Regions from separate parts of the Homo sapiens genome. Here region 2 is linked to region 1. A link is a contact called in ENCODE Hi-C data. All regions are on one chromosome and are shown on one strand. Each heading gives the region's core, a stretch centred on a gene start or an enhancer-like site at or near the end of the contact. The rest is flanking DNA. Distances are from core to core; before and after follow the strand shown. Region 1 holds the start of AKR1E2 (aldo-keto reductase family 1 member E2). Region 2 has its middle 16 kb from the start of AKR1C1.

Region 1 (4,047 bases), core at 724-3,223:
TCTGGTGCACCCATCACCAGAGTAGTGTACATTGTGCCCAATGTGTAGTCTTTTATCTCTCACTCCCCTCCCAGCCTTCCCCCTGAGTCCCCGAAGTCCATTATATAATTCTTATGTCTTTGCAATGACTTTTAAAATACAACATCAAAGGGATGAGCCATGAAAGAAATAATTGATAAGCTCACTTCGTTAAAATAAAAATTTTTTTATTTTGCTAAAGACAATGTCAAGGAAATGAAAAGACAAGTTACAGACAGACTGGGAGAAAATATTTACAAAGACACATCTAATAAAGGACTCTTATCCAAAATACACAAAGAACTCTTAAAATCCAACAATAAGAAAATGAATGACCCAAATAAAAAATGGGCAAAAGACCTGAAAACACACCTTATCAAAGATATACAGATAGCAAAGAAGCAGAGTAAAAGATGCTCAACGTCATAGACTTATGGAATTTCTGTTAAAACAATGAAATAGCATGATACACGATTGCAGTGCAGTAGAGCTTCCCCCAGGAATACTGTTCCCAGACTTGTGCAGGGCTGGTTCCCTCACTCTTTGCCTTTCTGTTTGCAGCATAAATGCCACTTCATTGAGGTGTTGAGGATTCCCTCACTCTGTCCCTTCCGCCTCTCACCACAAGCACCTGCTTTATTTTACTATAGCACCTGCTCTTTTTTTTTCTCATGCATTTGCTTTTATGCTCTGTCCATTCATTCCTACAGATGGTGAGCTCCTGAGGGCAAGGCCCATGCAGGTCATTTTCAGCACTGCACCCTGGCCTAACTTGCCCCGTGCACAGGTGAGTGCTCCAGGCACAGTTTCTGAATGAATAAATGAGAGTATCGAAGATCCCCCTTCCCACCTGTGAGGAGCTCACATTGAGGAGATGGATGCTCACAGGAGATGCAAGTTGGGTGGGAGGCAGGGGGACACCCAGAGTGACCCTGGGAGTTTCTCTGGCTGCAGCCGCCCCATTGAGCAGAATGGGCAGCGCCTCCCCTGATGGCCAGCACTGAAGACCCAGGCAAGGAACCTAGAAACAAAGCCCTCATCTGGGTGTGGGTGTCCTCAAGGCAGTAGGACTCCCAGGGCTGAGGGGGGCAATGAAGGGGGAGCTGTAAGCTCCAGGAGAGATAAGAGGGGCGTCGGAAGGCTCCCTTGACCCCTCTTTCCCTCCACTGGCCCTGGGGGAGCCCAGTCCACTCATAAGGGGGGTGTCCAGTCCACCCCATCCACTTCCAAACGGGGGCCCGAGGCTGCAAGCAAGGACGCTCCCCTCTACATGCAGGGCTCGGCCTCCCCTGCACCACCCAGGACCCCCGCTGTCCTGCAAGCCCCAGCCGCTCTGGGCCAGGACCCAGGGAGTGGAAGGCATTTTCCAAGGGCACAGTGGCTCCCTGACGGGGAACCAAGGCCAGGCACGCTTCTCCCAGACTGGGGGCCTCGGGGCACCTGAGAATGGCCATCCTTGGTACAAGAGAGCGGGGACCCACTCCCGCGCACCCTGTGCCCCAGGGGACGCAGGACTCTGCACCCTGACCCTAGAGCTTGCCCTAGGATGGCCCGGCCATGGCGAGGCCCTGGAACGGTGAAGACTCTCTGCCCATCAACCTAGCACCTCTGCCCTACCCTCAGTCGCATATGCACCCGGTGCGAGGGAGAAGGCAACCAGGAGGTCACACCTAAGGTGGGGGCGTGAGCGGCAATGCCAGCCGATTGTAAAACCTTCCCTGCTCCTGCGTGGCTCTGCAAGCCAATCGAAAATTCCGTCGTCTATGCCGCCAGCCAATCAGGATGTCCAGAGCGCGGTGCTTCCAGCCATTTGGGACTCCAGCTGGCTCTGCGCCTCCAGCCAATCGGGGTGCCCGTCCTTAATACAACCAGCCAGTCAGTGCCCGGCGCGCGACACCAGCAGCCAGTCAGGAAGCCCTGCGTTCATGCTTCCAGCCATTGTCGGAGTGTCAGCCGTCACAAGGCACTTCCAGCCAGTCGCAACGGCGGGTCGCCAGCGCCGCAGTAGCTCGCGCGGTGCCTGTCGGTAGTCGCGTGCGGGGCGGCGGGGCGGCGGGGCGGCCGGCGGCGGCCATGGGAGATATCCCAGCCGTGGGCCTCAGCTCCTGGAAGGTGACGCGGTCGCGGGCAGGGAGGCGCGCCTGACCTAGGGGAGCGCGGGACTTGGGGGCGCCCGATGGGACCCAGGCCGGGGCTGGGGAGAAGTGCGGCGGCCTCCCCTCCGCCTGGCCGACGCCCGGGAAAGGCGCTGCTGAGGTGGCCGCCCACCGCCCACAAGCAGCCCGGCCCGGCCTTTCCTAAAACGGAGTCGGTGCTGCCCGCCGAGGCGCTCTCTGGGAGAAGCGGGAACCTCGGCAGCCAAGCCTCAGACTCTGGGGCTGCGGCCGCGGCGTTGGGCGGGGCTGCTCTGTGGAGAGGCGGAGCCCTTGAAGTTACTCAGAACTGGAGCGGGGATGCCGAGGGGAGGCCTTGGCGGCGCTGGACTCGGCCGGAACAGGGAACCTCGAAGCCTCCTCTCCAGCAAAGAGAGAAAGAAAAGTTGGGGCCGGGCGTGGGGTGCGGGCTTGTAATCCCAGCACTTTGGGAGGCCGAGGCAGTAGGATCGCCTGAGCTCAGGAGTTCAAGACCAGCCAGGTCAACATGGCGAAACCCTGTTTCTACAAAAAATGAACAAATCAGCTGGGCTTGGGGGTGCGCGCCTGTGGTCCCAGCTACTCAGGAGGCTGAGGTGGGAGGATCACTGGAGACCAGGAAGTCGATGCTGCAGTGAGCTTTGATGGCGCCACTGCACTCCAGCCTTGGGGACAGAGCCAGACCTTGCTGGAAAAAAAAAAAAAAAAAAGAAAAAAGGAAAATTGGAATTGCTGATTAGGCTTTAAAAGAAACTTTGGGATCTCATGTTGTTCCCTGTTTAGAAGCAACCTGCCCTGATGCCTGAGACATATAATCGCTCTGTGCATTTATGGGGTGCAGCGTAATGTTTTGAGCCGTGTATACAATTGCAATGTGGTTAAATCAAGCTAATTAACATATCTATCACCTCTCTCAGTTATTATTGTTTGTGGTAAGATGTTTGAAATGTCTTGTTATTTTGAAATACACATGTGTAGTAAATTATTGTTGACTGTTGGCATCCTAGTGCGCAGTAAGTCTTAAAAGCTGTGTCTCCTGTGTGTTTGAAACTTTGTACCCTTTGATCAGCAACTCCCCATTCCCTCCTTCCTCACCTCCCCCAGCCCCCAGCGTCTTATAACCACCATTCTATTCTACGACCTTTCTCTGCTTTGAACTTCACAATTCCTGCCAGTGATTTGAGACAGCACTGACTAAAAAGCGTTTAAAATTTGATCTTTAAAAAAAAAAAGCTAAACTTAGTTGTTGATAAAAGCTATAAGAAGTCATATAGGAAGTTAGTTACTGAAGGAGTCAGAATGTTCAAGGCCTGCTCATGAAAATATTATTTAAATTATTTCTCTTACCTGCTTACCAACTCTTAGAGGCTAGGAGTGTCGTTTTGTTCATATTGGTTCTCAGCATCTAGTGAAGGACGTGCATCTGTCAGCCCTTCATTCAGTAAGCACTCGATGGATTAAACTGTTGAGTCTCTTGCTTCCCTTTATTTCTGCAACAATTTGGTGCAGGAGTCCAGACTTTCGTGCACACAGGATAAGGAAAAATTAGTGAAAACTGTGCTTAACAGGTCAAAATATTCTATTTATTTTTCTTGGACTGCAGGTGCATCAAATTGGATTAATCATAATCACTCATCACTGGTCTATGCAAAGGCTTATTTTTACTCGTCTATTTTTAATAGTGAATAAACATCACAGACCTATCCGTTATCTGTTGCCCCAGAAATGCTGCATCAATGGCCAAACACCAGACCTCAGTGGTGTACAGCAGCAAGTGTATTCCTCCCACACGGGAGGTCAGGAGAGCAGCTCTGTGGACCTTGGCTGGGCTCAGTTGGGATGGTTGGGGCTACTCCACTTGGCTCCGCACATCTCCTGTCCTCGTGCGGTTAGTTAG
Region 2 (4,047 bases), core at 1,051-3,550, 120 kb after region 1:
CACCATCCTCCAGAACCCAGAATGGTATATCCACTGAAGGCTTGTACTGTGTGCCTGGAAAAGCGGCAGACACTCAGTGCCAGCCAGTGAAAGCAGCCATGGGGCCTTTACCCTGTATAGCCACAGGGGTAGAGCTGCCCAGGACCCTGGGAGCCCACCTCTTGCATTAGTGTGGCCTTGATATGAGACATGGAGTCAAAAGAGATTATTTTGGAGCTTTGAAATTTATTGACTGCCTTTCCGGGTTTTGGACTTCTATGGGGCCTGTAGCCCCTTTGTTTGGGCCAGTTTCTCCCTTTTGGAACAGAAGCATTTATTCAGTACCCATACCCGTATTGTGTCTAGGAAGTAACTGACTTAGTTTTGATTTTATGGCTTATAGTTGAAAGGGACTTGCCTTGTCTCAGATGAGACTTTAGAATTGGACTTTTGATCTAATGTTGTAATAAGTTAAGACTTTCAGGGACTGTTAGGAAGGCATAATTGTCTTTTGAAATGTGAGAAGAATGTGAGATTTGGAAGGGGCTGGGGCGGAGTGATATGGTTTGGCTCTGTGTCCCTACCCAAATCACATGTGAAATTGTAGTTCCCACTGTTGGAAGAGGGGCCTGGTGGGAGGTGACTGAATCATGGAGGCTGACTTCTCTCTTGCTGTTCTCATCATATGGTTCTCATGAGATCTAGTTGTTTGAAAGTGTGTAGCACCTCCCTCTTCTCTATTTCTCTCCCTCCCTCTCTCTCTCTCTCTCTCCCCTGCCAGCAATGTGAATATGTGCTTGCTTCCCCTTTGCCTTCCTCCATGATTGTAAGTTTCCTGAGGCCTCCACAGCCATGCTTTCTGTACAGCCTGTGGAACTGTAAGTCAATTAAGCCTCTTTTCTTTGTAAATTACCCAGTCTCAGGTAGTTCTTTATAGCAGTGTGAGAATGCACTAATGCACAAGAATACAGTCACAGCAAAGTTTCCCTACTCTCATATTTCCTCAGTACTAATCAAATATGCCCATGCTCTGCTCTTGGCCCTCTATGGGAAGGTGGGGTTTTCAATGCCTTACATCATCTGGGGACCCAAGGCTGGAACTGCTCCCTCAGTGAATCACTGGGGGTGGAATTGAGATAGATAGGGGGTCCATATGCTTAGGACAGTGGATGTAATTGGGCTGTACCAATGAGGAGTCTGTGTAAGGGAGGGAAGTTCTGTGTCTACAGAAAACAGGGGAAAGTTATGTTACTACAGGTAGAAATTATGAGCCCCTGGGGACATCCAATATCAATCTTCTTTTACCTAATTTGGTACATAACTGTCAAGTATGTTTTCCTTTATACTGGAGAATAATGTTAAAAATGAAATCTCCTGCCAATCTAAAAAACTCCTCCATAAAAATGTAGAAAAGAAAGAAAATAATTTTCTTATTCAAAAGGCATTAAACCACACTGCAATGTGCACCACAGGTAAGGTCTAATGAGATTAAAAGGCAGAAATGAATCTGACCTCTTTAAAAAGCCAAGGAGTACAGCCTTTACACACATCTTCTCATGATAAATGATAACTGGTCCTCACATAAGAAGGCCTAACAACACTGTTTTTTGATAACATTCTTTCATGGCTTCATCCCAAATTCACCTGGTAATTGGGTTAGCCATCTGTGCTAGTCAATCACCTGTATCACTAGGAAAAATGACATTTCTCCATGACAAGCAGGCAGTTGTAGCTTGGAGCAAGGGACCCAGGGAGATAGGAATTTTCCTTTTTTAATGTTTACATTTCCAAAGAGCTGGCTCTCTTACCCTTAACAAAACACTCACATGTTGCAATTCTGGTAAGAGGCTTAGTTGGCTTTTAAAAATATTTACATGAATATCAAAGGGACTGAGGTAGGATTTACAAATACAATTTTTTCTCAAGGAAATAATCTAAGAAATGGGCAGAGAAGAAAAGTCTCTATCCTTGTTGGCAATAGAAAAAACTCAGTTTTAACAATTGACCCTTAGAGAAGTCTAGAAACTTGAACATCAAGCAAACATGATTTCTAAACAGAAGTCTTTAAGAAACATAATTACAGTTACATGATCTCCTTTATGAAGTGGATATTGACCTGATATTTTAATGATCAAATATAAGTGCTTATTTTGACTTATGCCAGAATTTGCTATGAAATTAATCATATTTTTAAACCTCTAATACTTAGCTTGCTGCTCAGTACTAGAAGCCAGAGGTAAGTGTCATATTAGTCAGCCTTCATTCTCACCTGACTGTAGATACTAACTATGAAAGCTAGAAAAAATTTCTGCTATTGCTAAAGTCGAACATAAACAAGGTTGAACACTGGTTAAAATGGTGACGATGGATTTTATTAGTAATCCAGTGTTGTAATAGGGAAGAGGTCCAGTATGGACTGAACTGAACTTTGATTCATACAAGGTGACTCACCATTTTAAGGGAGAACGGGTGAGAGGGAAAGGCTGAGCAGGGACTGAGTGGAATCAGCAAAGTGGAAAATTTCAAAAAACAGAAAGGGGCTGGTTGGCCAATGTGATTATTCCCTCTGGGTTTGCAAACAAGAGCTAATGGAAGTTGGGCTCCTGCCCTGACATGAGGATTCAAAGAATAGTGGCCTGTTTTCAGATCTTTAAACTATTTTATGATCTTTCCGTTGAAACTTTTTGTCAGTGTTAAGGGAAATGAGAGAAAGTACCCTATTTTCAGACATCTATGTTGATACATAACCAAGAGGTTAAAGGAAATAAACTAATGGTGCACCACTTGGAAAAAGTTTGTCCTGACTCCCAGGGAGAGAAAGAAAAGGAGCTAGAGAGTCAGCAGTTGTTAAATGTGCTTAACCCACTTGAAACTGGTGCCACATTACTTAGTCAAGAGGTGGAGGAACCACCATCCCTGGAGTATAAAGAGGCTGCAAACATAGTCTCTCCCTCCTGAACTAGGCAAGGCACTGATTTTGGCTGGAGATCTACCAAGCTGGGGCAGGGCAATTTCCCCTCTGACAATATCCCATGGGAATTAATCAGCAAGGGACTTCAGCTCGATATTATTGGGCATACAGGCCTTTTCCTACATCTGATGTACTGAATTGGAAAACTTCCAATCCTTTCTACAGGGAAGATCCTCAGAAGATGACTGAATTGTTTACCACTATTTTTGCCAGCCATCACCCTACTTAGGCTAATTTGCAAGCCCTCCTAAATATTATGCTTACTGCAGACAAGAGAAAGCAAGCATTAGGCAATGGAAAGGAGGAAGCATGGTGTCTTCATGAAAAAAGCCCAGATGATACCCCAGACCCTGATAAGATTCTACATGCTGACCCAAACTGGGTCCCAAGTGAGGAGGATGGGGCCTGGACAAATCATCTGGAGTATTCTAAAGGGTGATAGGTCAGGGGTGCCGAGACCTAAAAGTCTGAAAAAAGTGCAGGAGCTTCAGCAGAAGCCTAACAAGGATTCCCTCAGAGTTCATGGATGTATCTGTCAAACATATAGAAAGCATACAGACTTAGACCTGCAGGATCCTGAAAATGTCAGAATGATAAACATGACTTTTATAGAGCAAAATGCCCCAGACATCACAAAGAAGTTACAAAAGCTGGAGGGGAGCTATTGGAATGAACACTTCTCAATTAATTGACATTGTGTTCAAGGCCTTATAATAGCAGAGAAGCCAAGGAAACCAAGGCACTACTGAAGGCAGAGATACTCATAGCTGCCATGGGAGGAAACCTGAAGAGAAAGGAACCCCCAAGGTGGAAAGGGAAAGTAGAAAAAGATCAATGGGCTTACTGTAGGGTGACAGTGCTTTGGAAGAAAGACTGCCCCAAGCTGAGTCAGGGGGAGCCCAAGTCACTTATGGCTGTTAAGTTTGGAAAAAATCCAAGGAGGACCGAGGGTGCCCAAAGTTCCCAAAAGCTCCAACCCTGTCCAGCATTAGGATTTCACCACAGGACATTCGGGTAAAACTGACAGTAGGGAAACAAAAATTGGACTTCTTAATTGATACGGGTGATACTGACATCCCAAAGTGTGGACTTTCTGA

The links. Hi-C counts contacts between places; a loop is a spot of excess contacts on that map. Pooled maps may share reads with other maps.
Region 2: a pooled map shows a loop between it and region 1 (2.0-fold over the local background). The contact joins the enhancer-like site here to the promoter of AKR1E2 in region 1. A Hi-C loop is called at or near these places in 1 of 50 pooled maps.

What each region holds. Positions count from the first base shown.
Region 1 is chr10:4,824,234-4,828,280 of GRCh38, forward strand. AKR1E2 (aldo-keto reductase family 1 member E2) reads left to right here and starts at 1,974. Exons shown (of 10, transcript NM_001040177.3): 1 at 1,974-2,130. The coding sequence starts at 2,092. RefSeq lists a silencer at 2,401-2,480.
Region 2 is chr10:4,945,496-4,949,542 of GRCh38, forward strand. No RefSeq gene overlaps it. Among named protein-coding and RNA genes, the nearest start is that of AKR1C1, 16 kb to the right of the region's middle. RefSeq lists an enhancer at 2,282-2,576. Within about 2 kb of position 2,301, at least 12 of the 41 ENCODE cell types and tissues checked have a DNase peak (open chromatin) inside an H3K27ac peak, as active enhancers do.